2 separate regions of the Homo sapiens genome follow, and region 2 is linked to region 1. The links are chromatin contacts, found by Hi-C or POLR2A ChIA-PET in ENCODE. All regions are on one chromosome and are shown on one strand. The core of a region is the stretch at or near the end of the contact, and the rest is flanking DNA. Distances in the headings are between cores, read along the strand shown.

Region 1 (7,163 bases), core at 702-3,201:
GAGGAGACACGCAGAGAAGACAATTGGGTCCTGGATCTCCATCTTTCCATGCCCCATCCCACCACTCTAGATCTAGTAAGTAAAATTAGACTGATATAGTATGTGTGTTGGGGGCACGGGAGATAGGTGTCATTTAATTTTCATGACTAAAACACAGAAATTTTGAACTTGAGAGCAGAATAATGTTCTCTAAAATAAACAGAACAGGAATGCTGAATGGTGAACAGCCTCATGGAACTCCAGGAATAGCAGGGACAGGCTGTTCTGTGCTGATGGTTCTTGAACCAGTGTTTTTAACACCCAGCGACGTTAACTGCATCTTAGTCAAGGCTGAGGTACTCTCAGTAGCCCTTAAAGCATTACCTCCCCAAGAAATCACTCTTAAGTACTGTAGGTTTAAAAAAAGAAAATCTCAGGTACCACAAATTGCACTTAGCAACTACCCAACCATATTATTTCCTTCCTGTCTAATGTAATTTTTGTTTTCCTGTATAAAGGACTTATGTTATTTTGAAAAATTATCCTCCCTCCTAAATTAACCTGGCTTTTTGTCTTTAACAATCAAACAAGCTAAGAACAAGAATGAGGTGGTCCTTCTAACAAGCTTCTAAGTAACTAGATGTAAAGATTTTCCTCCATAACCTTCATTGAAAATGGCAAATTGTTCTGTTAGGAGGTAGACGGCTGTGGAGAGTGCAGGAGAGCAGGGTGGGAAGCCATATTCTGAAAGCTAAGCCAGGCAGTCTGTTCCCTGGACAAGGCTCATCTCTGAATGAAACCACATGCCACCTCCTCCTGCCCCAGCAATTCTTAGTCATTCTTTCATCCATTGATGCAACAAATAATTGTCATTTAGGAAGGGGGAAATCACTGAACAAGTCTGGCAAGAGCCTCGCCCTCAGGGGCTTACAGTCTAGCGGAAGTTACAACAAATAAACTAGATGACTCCATTAATTCATTCATCCCACAAATAGCTATTGATTTTTTTCATTTTTCAATAAGTAGTCATTGAGCCTTGACTATATGGGAGACACTGAGGATGATTTTTGAGCAAGACCGGCAAGATTCTTGCCTTCAAGAACTCAGTTCGATTGTGAATTTTCACAAATAAATTAACAAGATGATGTCAGAGGGGTAAGTGCTATAAAAAATGCAACAGGATATTGTGACGGAGCAGAGCAACAAGGTGAGAAACGGTGACGAGGGAAGTCTCTCTGGGAGAGACATCTCAGCTCAGATCCATCCTATGCACCTAGGGCAAGGTGTGCCCGGCCAGGAAGCTTTTCTACCCGACCCCTGGCACCGTGCTTCCGGACCGCATCCCTCGTAGGGGTATTATTCATGGGCAGGTCTGATGTTAGCTTCTCCGCGTCACGCCTTATTTATCCCCTCCGAGGGCTGCAAGCTCCTGGCGGGCAGGTGGGACTGGCCCAGCTGATCGGCTGGGTGGCTGGTGGATTTGGGAAAACAGCCCGGGCTGACCCAGGAGGTGGCTGGAACTCTCTATAGGGCACCAGGAAATTTTGCACAAGTGACCACCACAACGAACATCTATGTCAGCAGGCTGACCGCATGCGTCCACACGCCTCGAAATGCCAGGCGAGGATGTGCTGGGCCAGAAGGACAAGGAGGGCCAAGCGGGCGCGCAGGCACCTCCTGGACCTGACCCAACTCTGCCCAGAGGTCAAGGCTCGCTACAAGCCCGCCGCGCCTGCGCAGCACAGCGCCCGCGCCGGCCCCTCCAGCTGCCGTCGGCGGCACTGCGCCGGCGCGATGCGCCCGGCGCTAAGAGGCGGGGTTTCCTTGCGCCGCGCGCAAGGCTGGGGCAAAACCCGGGCCGGGATAGGGCGTGGGGCCGCGCGTCTGGACGTCCCTCGCGTCGGGCCCGACAGCGCCTGCGCACTGCGCCGCCGGCTGGGGTGCTGGGGGCGGGGCAGGGGCAGGTGTAGCCTCTGTGCCTCGTTGTCCCCTGGCGCTACCCGGACATCTCTCAGGGTGCCGGCACCATGAAGATCTGGACTTCGGAGCACGTCTTTGAGTAAGTTTGGGGCGCGGGTCGGCTCCGTGGAGGGCAGGCACGCCGGCCCTGGAGTAGAGGCGAGGCAGAGGCGGCCCGCAGGAGGCTTCTAGGCGTCGGGCCTAGCGAGGGGAGCGAACTCTGAAGCCTGCGGGCCCCGGCGACACGGAGGGCAGACCAAGGTCACGACCCCGAGGCGCCCTAGCCGAGGGGACGGCTCCGACCTCCAGACCCAGGCGGCCTTGCGACCGGCAGGGCTACGGGGTCACTTCCGGGCTGTCCCCCACCATGAGGTAGCCTCGGGCCGGCGGCCTCCTGAGGTCCTGGGGGCGTCGCGGAGCACGAAGCCCTTGACAGCACTCAGGGTTGCCCCATCCCGCCCTGTGAAACCACTTTGGGACGTGGACCCGAGGATCCCAAGAGGGAGGTGTTGGTTTTCTCCAGAGTGTACTTTCCCTGGCCGCCGTTTGGGTGGAGTTTCTACCTTCGAATGTGAATTTCGGGTGAACTCTGACCACCAGGATGTGAAGCCTTTTCACAACTCGTTCATCTACGCAGCAGAGCCTTGGATTTGGAATTCAAGGTCTAGCTCTGGCTGTAACAAGCGTGTGACCCTGGGTTACCCATTTTCATCTGAGAGATGGAAAAGGACGATCGTCAGGGCCTACCCGTGTTAGCTCTTTGAGGCCACGTTCAGGAACATCTTTTTGGATAATGTGAACTGTTTACTAACGAAACTAAGCCTTGAACCAGTTGGATGTGGAGAATTATATTCTCTTCTAGGTCCCTGATTCCATTTACAAAAGAGCCACAAATTTAAGCAGCGAAATCCTTTTTTTTCCCGAGTTACCTGCTCTGTTCCGCTGATCTTAATGTCGTTGCCACACTGTTTTAATTAGTATAGCCTTGTAAATAAATATGCTACAAAGCCATTTATGTTTTTAAAACTGTCTCTGAAGGCAAATTTTTTTTAAATTTCTTTTTTGAGGCAGAGTCTCGCTCTGTTGCCCAGGCTGGAGAGTAGTGGCGTGTTCTTGGCTCACTGCAACCTCCGTCTCCCGTGTTCAAACGATTCTCCTGCCTTGGCCTCCCAAGTAGCTGGGATTACAGGCGCCCACCACCGCGCCCGGCTAATTTTTGTATTTTTAGTAGAGACGGAGTTTCACCATGTTGGTCAGGTTGGTCTCAAAGTGATTCGCCCTGGTCAGGTCGCACCTGACCTCAGGTGATTCGCCCGCCTTGGCCTCCCAAAGTGCCGGGATTACAGGTGTGGGCCACTGTGCCCGGCCTCTGAAGGCAACTTTTAAAACGTTGTCCGCATTTGTACTCAGTGGGACACATCCTAGGGCCTGCTGTATCCTGCAAAGTATAGAATACTGGAATCAGAAGGAAGCTTTCTTTTCCCCCTACTGTTTAGTCTTTTTGGGAGGAAAAAGACCCGAAATTTGTGGTCATTTAGATGTTCATTAACCTGGTCGCATTCATCACTAGTCCATTTCAGCTCCGAGGATGTTTAATTTCAGTCCTCTTCCAGGTTTGCATGCTTCAGTCCTCTTCTGGGTTTGCATGCTTCAGAGGTTCTCGGCACTCAGTCTCCCTAGAACTGTCTTCTCCCATATCTTCCCTAACTCTTCTTCCTGGCTCATCCCCTCCTTCCCTCTACACTCTTTCTGCCTTTGTCTTCAGCGCTTCCCTGTCTTTTCCCATTCAGTGTAAATGTTCAGTGAGATTCTGTGTTGGCCTTCCTATATTGGATTTTACCTGTGATCTTAATTTCTTTTTTGTTTCTCTTTTCGTCACAGACTTTTTTTTTGTCCTGGGAGAAGCAGCCCTGATCCGTGCTTTCTCCCCACATAATCTGAGCTGTTTGGTCAAAGTCCCAAATGATAGGTATACATTTATGGCACCCAGATCTGTACCTTGAGCTCCAGCCTCTCTTGAGCTCCGCTTTTCATTTTCAGGTGCCTGTTAGGCATTGCTACCCTCGTGTCCCACAGGCCCTTAAAACTCAGCCTGTCTGAAATTGAAGTCATCATCTCCCCTGACAAATCTGAGCGTTGTTTCTGATCTTTAGGATGTCACTCTCTAACAATGTCTAAGTCATCATTCTACATCTTATCTGTCTTTGATTTTCCAACACTTTTCTTCTGAGGCCTATAGTTGGCATCCAGGTGAAGTCATTCATTGATTCCTTCAACTTATAGAGATGCCCAGTATGTGTCAGCCACTGTTCTTTGGATTGATTACATTTTCATAAGTAAATCAAGACCTCGATGCTGCGCCAGTGGAGTTAATAATGTCCTCACCTCGTTTCAAAGGTGAAGAAGTTGGACCGGTCAGTGAGCCATAGCCAGGTCCTCCTGATTCTACTTTGGCGTGGTCTTTGAATGTCTTCCATTGTGAGATCTTTTCCACGTAATTATGTTAATACAGCTCAGATTAATTGCTGGAAGATTAATCATAATAAGTATTGTTTGTAATGTTTGAGCTGGTTATGGTTCATAAAGCAATCTTGAGCCAAGCTAAGTCAACATCAGTGGTTTCAAGTTGGTTCAGAAAGGAGAGATGGACTAAATTACAAATAATGCATAACCACCCTGAAGTCATGCGATTATTAATTTTTTAGAGAGGGTTGGGGGAAGAGGTAAGGGCATGGAAGCCAGCTAACCATGGCATATGACTGGATGGAGACCTGGGGAGGGTTCATCTGATTTTCATTTTAGAGAGTTGCCTTGGTAAGAATCAGTGCTTGGCCTGTATGCTTCGATTTGTCGGGACACTTCAGATTGATGAAGCAACTCTGCTTATATACCTGCATTGATTGCTGGATAAGGCTGGAGACTAAAGACAGAATGAGGTTCATTGGTACAATATTGTATAGAAAAGAATATTATAATGAAAACATTAAAAATGATGTCACTGGTTGTCCAGGGTTCTGGGAAATTAATGGAGTTGAGATTTTCCTTTTGTCAACGAGATGTAGTTGTCAATCTGAGTTCTCTAAAAGGTTGGAATAATGTCTACTTGTTTTACTTTTAGAAAAATAAAAAGTAATGCTGTGTGGCTTAACAGTCATTGTGGCTTGAACATCATCCCCAGATCTTGTCTTTTTCCTTTAAATGAAGATGAGAGCACAGATAAGTAGTGTAGAAAGCATCCGAATCAGACTGCAGGTGGACTAAGTCACCTTTAATACTGATTGTACTTAATAAGGGGTCCTTTTGAAAATGATATTTTTTGTACAAGTGTCTTATTCACAGAAGTTGTGAAGTGAACAAAGGTTGCATCACATTTTGAATCATCCAAGCACATGTGCCTTTTTGAAGAAAATAAAGATACTGCAAGTTCTCAAGTGATGTGATATTATTACCACTTCAATACTAGGTGATAAGCAAGTGCTTATTATATTAAAAGAGAATATTAGAAAATAGTATATTAGGAGTGCACCTTAAGGACATTTTATTATATTGAGTGACCTTTTCAAAACAGAAATCAGAATCACTCTTTTGAGAAAAACAGTAGATAAAGATTGACTGGAGGAGCCATTGTTATGTATTACATTAAAATGAAGGGAAAGTTCAATAATTAAATCAATGCTTTGGATCTTTTTGTGATCCCTGTAAGAATTTATAGTGCCCATAAACTCTTTTACTTTTGTTACTTCCGTATAAACTGATAGAATTGGGGTCAGAAAAAATAATAAATGGCATAATGATACTTTTGGCTATTTGTTTCAGTAGAACATAATTTTTAAATACATTTTCATGAATCATTGGTTCTTCCTAGAAACAATTTACATGTGAAAGTGGATAAGGATAAGTAGGAAAGATGGTGTAGACTGCTTTGATCTTTATAGATATGAGTTTTTTTACATAGCCTGTATTGTGGAAAAATACTGAAGCCTGTTAAAAATGTAGATCAGTTTCCCATAATCATCAGTGTTTCAGAAGGTAATTTTTCCTAGGTAAACTCATTAAACTTACATTGTAATGAATGATTTGATAGATTATAAAAATTGTTTAACTCATATGCATAATTTTAAATGTCTGAATTTTTTTTTTTTTTTTTTTGGTTCACATCGGCAGCCACCCGTGGGAAACTGTTACAACAGCTGCAATGCAGAAATACCCAAACCCTATGAACCCAAGTGTGGTTGGAGTTGATGTGTTGGACAGACATATAGATCCCTCTGGAAAGTTGCACAGCCACAGACTTCTCAGCACAGAGTGGGGACTGCCTTCCATTGTGAAGTCTGTAAGTGTGTCTTTATTCCCGGAGAAATGTGACTGCTGTAGAGAAGTTTTCTAAACCGCATTATACTTTCAAATAGGTTGTGGGAGCCGATTCTGAATGTCATTTTTTGCATCCGTTCAAGTTGTATTATAATAAACTTGAATTATGAGTGTATAATGAATTGGAAATATTATTACAGTCTTCATGAAGGCACCCAATAAAATTTTCTTAAGGAAGCCAGCTAATGCCGTGTGATCTGAAAGGAGTTCTATTCTGCTTTTTCTGCTTTTGCCAGCAACTTGAGACCAATACTAAGGTTTGGCAGTAATGGTCTGGTCATAATTGTTAGGTGACAGTTCTGTGGTCAGTGGTGGGTTGTGTACATTAAGTAAGGACTATGTTCTCGGACTTGTTATTGCCACATTTGTTCCAAGGTCTGGAACTCCTTCCTGTACATTTAGAAACAATTCTATTCCCTTAAGAATGAGCAGGCTTTAGTGAGCAGATTTTACCAGGAAGAAACTAAAATGCCAGTTTACCATAATGCGAGAAAACTGGTATAATAAGTGGATCCAGGTTTCTTTAGAGGGTCTCTTTATGGAGAGTAGGTTCACTAAGAAAACTAAAGTACACATTTTCAATAGGAATGTACTTACTGCCTCCTTATGCAAACCATAGTGCAGACACAGAAATGAGCAGGGTCAGGGGGTGGGCTTGGGGTCATAGCACAGGGAGTGACAGTGGACACTGACGTGTGAGCCTCCATCGTAAGAACGCTGTTTTTCTGTCTGGAGAATGAAGCTGAGGTGCCCCCTCCCTTGGGCTGTTCTAGGAAGATACTGACAGATGCCTTTGAGTTCTCCTTTTTCTAGCTGCCATGTTGCCCCAAACCTGATTTCCATATCTCAGCCTC
Region 2 (7,012 bases), core at 2,458-4,957, 42 kb before region 1:
TTTTCCATAAACAGTTCTTCGGGGAATAAATCTTAACCTAAGCACAAATTCATATGAAAAAGATCCAGGGCTGCACTTGACTATAGGTTTTACAAAACTTTGTAGCTTGAAAGCTATATTAATTAAAATACAGGTTCCTAAATCTAAGGGACATAACCATCCCACTGGGATGGATCTGTTGGATCATTGGCAAGGAACTGAAAGCCTCAGAGTTGATTAATCAGTTTCAGGATCTCTCCAAACACGGCAAAGAATCTTTACCAATCCAGGAATCTTAACCAAGAACAACCCCTAGGGAAAGCTTAGAAACAAGGCGCCCCCTGGTGGTCCTTCTGACCGGGGCGATGCATGGGTTCAGAGCATTCTCCCAGCCTATGAGATGCTCCAAGCCATTCATTTTACCTCTATTTTTAAATTTTGTTTTGATCACTGCAATTATTTTCCTCTTAACTCTTATTACCTATATCTTGTATTTTAGAGAACATTTATTATGTATTTATTTACAGTTGCATCCCAAATTTATAAACTGGTAGAATTCGCCTGTAAAATTGAAAGTTCAGCTCTCTACCATGAGATGTTGTCTTCTCATTAAAAAAAAAAAAAAAAAGTCAAGCAATACAGGCACATCTCCCACTCAGTATAGAACTTTCTGAACTTAATTACCACTGTCAGGATGCCTTTGACAAGAAATGTTTACTTCACAGAAAAGAGGGCGAATGCATTCCGAGCAAGGTTAATCGTTTTTTGTGAGAGCCTAAGTTGTCCTAGCAGCCTGAGGGTAGTCTTCAGCTTTGAATAAGTGTCTCATTATTTATATTACCCATTTTTTGTCCTGTTTATTCTCCGCCTCGTTTATTTTTGTGAAAATAACTTGCAGAGTATTTAGTTCTGATGAGTGATTTTGCTTATTTGTTTTTGAGCATTAATCAGCCACAAGTTCTAAAATAAACACCTAATTTATTTTGACTGTAACAAAGCAAAGAGAAACAAAATTAATTAATCTGCCAATTCGCTATCACGGTGGATATTAAAGTACATATAAATCATCACAATTCTGAATGATTCTACAAGCCAGAGGTTGGCAAGCTTTTCTGTAAAGGGCCAGAGAGAAAATATTTGAGATTCTGGGGCCAGAAGATCCTGCCGCAGTGACTAGACTCTGCTGGTACAACACAAAAGCAGCCAGAGCCAATATGTAAATAAGTGGGCATGGCTGTGTTTCAATAAAACTTTATTTACAAAACAAACCAGCGTGCCAGATTTGGCTTGTGGGCCATAGTTTGGTAACCCCTACAATACTGAACAGTAAATCTCCATCAGTGCCTTCCATTTTGGAAAACACTTCTGGAATTCACATGCTAAGAATGGCTAGTAGTAATACGGAGTTCACAATTCCGTTCTTACTATACGAGTATTTATGTGATATTTTCTGGATTATTAAGGAATATTTATAAAGAAATGTATGAAATCTTTAAATTGTGATTGCATCTGAATAAGTCATATCAGTTACATACCTTGTCACATGGTACACAAGTCACCTTTACAAATCAATAGCAAAACTCTACCAGCCCATTTTTTAAAATTACTATCTGCCTAACTTCCTAACAGACACTAAAATGAATACAAACAGCATTCTCTACTCACAGTAATTCACGCTGTCCCAGGCATACAGTCTGGTTGTTATTTCAAAGTTTTAGACCAGTACATATTTTTTGTTTTTTCTTTCTAAAGTCTCTTTTTCTATGTAAAACCTCCTTTAAAACCATATGGATTTTATTAGAAGGATTATAACCTTTCTGGCTGATATATGCTTACATTATTTGCATTTAATTTAATTGGAGTTTTGAAGGAAGTGCTGTAAAATCAAATTCAGTGTTTTTATATCATTTGATATTTGTTTCCTATTTTTGCAGCACCAGTAATCAAGGGTCTTATCTTTGAAAGCAGTTTACATAACCATGTTTTGATGTTTTCAAAACTTGTCTAGAAAATAAGACCCCCTAAAATCACGATTTGTGTCTTCAAAGTTTTCCTTTGTTAATTTTTAGGTTAATGGATATTTAGCTGAATCTTTCTTTATGTAGAAGATTTTGTTTGAAACTGTACTTTGTCCTCATGATAAATTGGAATGTCTTAATTTTGAACTTATGTCCTACTGAGTGACCTAATTTCTTTATGAATCTCACGGATGGAGCAGGCAAGTAATCTTGAGTATCAAGCAGATTCATTTTTAAATGCAATTATGCATTCATTCTGCCCCAGAAAAGTTTCATCCTAACTAATCTTTGACCTGACAGCTGAGGGTGGCACAGCAACACCACTGAAAGTCTAGAAGACACAGGTGCACAGCATTTTGTTCCTAGGGTTACCTTTTTTCAGCAACTAATTGTATTTCACTGGAGGAAATTTTTAAATGAAGCAAATAGGGGGAAATAGTGATTTTTCTCCATACATGAATAAAAGTTAATGTTATGAGGCATTTCACACTTTTCTTTTATGTTAAAATTTTATTCTCTGCATATGTTTGTAACTTATAAAACTGCTTGTGTGCCCCGTGTATGTCCTAGAAGAAAGAAAGGGTTCTGGAACCTACTGTCTTTTCATCTCTACCTGGCAAGTACTATTTGAGTTTCTAGAATGAAAATAGGAAAATTGATTAGTCCATTCAGTATTCCAAAGAAAATCTGAAAGAAAGGTTAAAATCTAATAAGAAGCTGGCATTTGTCTTTAGGTCTTGTTTATGTCTCAGTGCCCAGAATCAAAAAAGGCTATGGGTTCTCAGCAGAGACGCAATGATGTTGGCCATAGAGGACACCGTCAGATCAAACCCTATCAGTCCATTTCCTTTGCTTCTTAGCCCATTAGAGCAAAGATTTTTAATTTTCTTTTGAAATGCCTTGAAGTTATAGAGTAAGACAAAACAAAATATTGCCTGAACAGGAGCATTAAATTTTTTTTTTCTTTTTTTGAGACAGAGTCTCACTCTGTCACCAGGCTGGATCGCAATAGCACGATCTCGGCTCACTGCAACCTCCACCTCCTGGGTTCAAATGATTCTCCTGCCTCAGCCTCCTGAGTAGCTTGGGACTACAGGCACGTGGCACCATACCCAGCTAATTTTTGTATTTTTAGTAGAGACGGGGTTTCACCATATTGACCAGGATGGTCTTGATCTCTTGACCTCATGATCCACCCACCTTGGCCTCCCAAAGTGCTGGGATTACAGGCGTGAGGCAAAAAAATATATTTTTTTGAGACAGGGTCTCACTCTGTTGCCCAGGCTAGAGAGGCTGAGTGGCCCAACTGGTTTCATAATTCTCATTACAGAGAAAATCCAAGTATTTCTAATCCTCATAATGAAAAGCATTTCATAAACCTCATTTTTTTTGTTGTTTTTTTGAGACAGGGTCTCACTCTGTTGCCCAGGCTGGAGTGCAGCAATGTGACCAAGGGTCACTGCAGCCTCGACCTCCTGGGCTCAAGCGATTCTCCTGTCTCACCCTTCCCAAATGCTGGGATTAAAAGCATGAGCCACCATACCCAGCCCAAAAACATTTTAATGGGGCACTGAAACAAGGGTAACTAGTTCATTAAAAAAAAATAGTATGGAACCCGGTTTGAGTGTACAGCTGCAAATCCACATGTTCGAGCCAGCTGGACAGCTTCTCCAGGCCACATTCTCTGCCAAGAACAGCCGGGAACCCCTGCCAAGGACTCAACCCTCTTCTCCCTGGGCGGGTGTTGGTTTTGGCTCAGATTCGGTCCCACCTAGACAGTTTCCAGCATTGCAGGTGAAGCAATTAACTGTAAATTTTTTTTAATTAAATTTTAAATGATTTTTAACTAGGAAATGTGCTCCTGTATGCAATGTTGTCCAATCTTCACTCACCCACACCCCTTCACAATTTTTGCCACATCCCTGCACCATCTGTACCATTATTTGCTTTCCTCTTCCCTTAATGGATTTATTTATTTTATCTAAATAGGTTTATTTTAAAAGAGAACTTTATGAAACTACCGTGAATGGGGAAAAAATGGCATCACTAGCCTGGAACAGAAAGTCACCCTCTGGAATGACAAAGGAGCCAGCATGTGCCTGGGCCATCAAGCTGCCCATTCAGCCATGCTGAGTCTTGCCTGCCCACCTCATCTCCCGCCTCACGCCAGATCACACTGCCTAATATTTTACTCAGATGTCTTCTTCAGTTCCCCATTGGAGCCAAAAGTCTCCTTCCCCTGCCCTCTGCTGAGCTGGGGGTCACTGTGCCCTGTCTCTCAGCTCCTCTCGGAGCTTTCTCCAGCCTTCAGCTCTCAAATGTCTTCAGCCTCTCTGCTAACTCATCCTGGCCTGAAGCAATTCTTGCCTGGATTCTCTCCCGACTCAAGACATCCCTCTAAGCGGATTCACGCCCGCCACTCCAAGCCTTTTGGGAAAAACACCTTGCCTCCATAGCTCAGCCGCCTTCTTAGGCCCAGGAACTCAGCCATATCCTACCCATGTAGCTGAAGGTACTCCTTGGAAGGCCCCCAGTTCCTAGATACCAAGTGCTTCTGGGCCCTCCTTCCCGTCCAGCCCAAACTTCCTGTGAGCCAGCTTTTCTTGAAGCATCCTCGTAATTCATTGAACATATAGGAATTTAGGAAGTCCCTCCATGCCCTTTCTCCTGCCGCTCTGCTGTCCTGTCCCCTCTTCCCCTAGTTGGAGGGCATTCCCAAGAACACACCTCTGGTCTTTATCACTTTCCTCTTTCTCCATGCCCTTGGCAGGAAGATGCAATCGCCAGATTTCACTACGTGTGACCCCAGGCAAGTAATATATTTAACTGCCTTGGGCCTCAGTTTTCACATCTGTAGAGTGTGGTGATGGTAGTCCCTAGATCAATGGGATGTGAATCACCTAGTGCAAGTAAAGCGTTCAGCGTTCTGCCCAGAATTCAGTGGATGCTCAATGGATGTTAGCCCTTATCCACCTGCCATGATGTAATAATGCCCAAGTTCACATGGACAACCCACAACCCTGGGAGAGGCTGTAATGTGTACACACAGGTTCACCCTGATCCCTCCTCCTAAGGCCAATATTCAATGCATATGTACCAAATGCCTGTGAGGCACTGCTATTCTCGGCACTGGACAGCCCATTTATGGCCTGAGGGTAGGGCCAGTGATGCTCAGTCCACCAGGCTCTGAGCATGTGGTCTGGAATGTGGTAGACACTCCTCAAATACTTTTTGGATGAATGAATATCAGCCTCTGCTAATAGGAAAGAAAATTAGGTGAGATCAGAAGGGAACCTTCATGATAACAATTAGTAACATCTAGACAAGCAATTGTGTTTACAGAGAGAACCTGAAAGAATTAAAGTAACTATAGAAGCAGGAAAACTGAAATTTTTTGAAATGCAGTGAAAGCTCATTCTTTCATAGAATAATTCCATTTTTTTTAATGTCATGCAATTCATAGTCACATGATTCCCTGTTTTGAAATTTTTCGTTTTTACCAAGTTTTCTTAAAGGATGAAAATACAGATATTTTCATTTGGGTAGCTTTCTTTTAACAGCAACTTGAAATAGTAGTAAAAAATAGTAAACAAATATCAGATTTTATTTCATTATAGGAAAATTGATCACATTTTGATATACTTTATGAATAAAAGAATGAGCTCTTATTAAGGATTTTAAGCAAATTACATTTTGTTAAAGGATTATTTAAATGCAGTAGGTTGGCTTATTTTCTTGACATGCTATTTCTTTTAAGTATATTTCTTTTTAGTGCATTCCAAAGTCACATAACTTAATTATGTTACTGTAATTACCTCAATATTATCTCAACTAAGAGGCTGAAGTCTTTGAATAGCACAGTGGAGCCACTTGAGGGTGCCTGACTTGTTTGCTCAGCATGGTATATCCTGCTTTCCACTGCGTGATTGGGTTTCACAGGACACCATTTGCCTGATCATACAGATGAGCTCATGGAAAAGCTATCCATGTTATTACTGGATTCTATGGAGGCATGTTATGAGTCAACAGACATACATAATCCTGATTTTACATTCCTATTTTTATTATATCACCTATACAATTTTTTTCTTAATACAAAGTATGACATGCTCATTATGAGATATTTGGAAGGACAGATAAGAAAACAATTAAGTCAACCATAATCCTACCACATAATCCCTCTACCCGAGAATCACCACTAGGGGCTTTTTTCTGTAAAGCCTTTGTCCGTTTATGTATTCTTTATATGTTATAAAATACATATTCATATGTGTTTATATTTTTATATATAGTGTTGATTTATAAAATTATTTTAGCAAGTACAATAATTCCTATATCCACTTTTATTTCCCTACTTTTTTTTAATTTTATTATTATTATACTTTAAGTTTTAGGGTACATGTGCACAACGTGCAGGTTTGTTACATATGTATACATGTGCCATGTTGGTGTGCTGCACCCATTAACTCTTCATTTACATTAGGTATATCTCCTAATGCTATCCCTCCCCCCTCCCCCCACCCCACAACAGTCCCCGGTGTGTGATGTTCCCCATCCTGTGTCCATGTGTTCTCGTTGTTCAATTCCCACCTATGAGTGAGAACATGCGGTGTTTGGTTTTTTGTCCTTGCGATAGTATTTCCCTACTTTTACACTTTTCCCCCCAAATATGTGGTGAACATCTTCCCTTTTCAAGAAATATTCTTCTCCATCGTTTTATTATCTTGAGGGAAAAAGTAACGTAACATTAACCATTAACCATTTTTAAATTAACAATTCAGTGTCACTAGTACATTCACAGTGTTGTACAACCACCCCCTCTACCCAGGTCCAGAACATTTTCATCACGCCGGAAGGAAAACCTATATCCATTAGGCAGTCCCTCCCCGGCTCACTCCTCCTCCCAGCCCCCTGGCAACCATTAGTCTTTCCGTCTCTATGGATTTGCCTTATTCTGGATGTTTCATATAAATGGAATCACACAATATGTTACCTTGTGTGTCTGGTGTCTTTCA

Evidence for each region. Hi-C counts contacts between places; a loop is a spot of excess contacts on that map. ChIA-PET counts read pairs that join two places held with the same protein, here RNA polymerase II (POLR2A). Pooled maps may share reads with other maps.
Region 2: a loop to region 1 is called in a map of PC-9, with 2.9 times the contacts of the local background. The contact joins the enhancer-like site here to the promoter of PRELID3B in region 1. A Hi-C loop is called at or near these places in 5 of 168 maps with a recorded cell type or tissue (CD4-positive, alpha-beta T cell, Caco-2, PC-3 and 2 more), 1 of 37 single-sample maps with no recorded cell type and 15 of 50 pooled maps. POLR2A ChIA-PET finds 5 or more read pairs at or near these places in 14 of 52 experiments (CD4-positive, alpha-beta T cell, CD4-positive, alpha-beta memory T cell, Caco-2 and 10 more).

The regions. Positions count from the first base shown.
Region 1 is chr20:59,037,574-59,044,736 of GRCh38, reverse strand. It overlaps PRELID3B (PRELI domain containing 3B), which reads left to right and starts at 1,951. Exons shown (of 6, transcript NM_016045.3): 1 at 1,951-2,038; 2 at 6,103-6,271. The coding sequence starts at 2,007. SLMO2-ATP5E (SLMO2-ATP5E readthrough) reads left to right here and starts at 1,891. Exons shown (of 6, transcript NR_037930.1): 1 at 1,891-2,038. RefSeq lists a silencer at 1,634-2,033.
Region 2 is chr20:59,081,331-59,088,342 of GRCh38, reverse strand. No RefSeq gene overlaps it. Among named protein-coding and RNA genes, the nearest start is that of SLMO2-ATP5E, 42 kb to the right of the region's middle. Within about 2 kb of position 3,707, at least 3 of the 41 ENCODE cell types and tissues checked have a DNase peak (open chromatin) inside an H3K27ac peak, as active enhancers do; they include PC-9, where a contact is called at or near this core.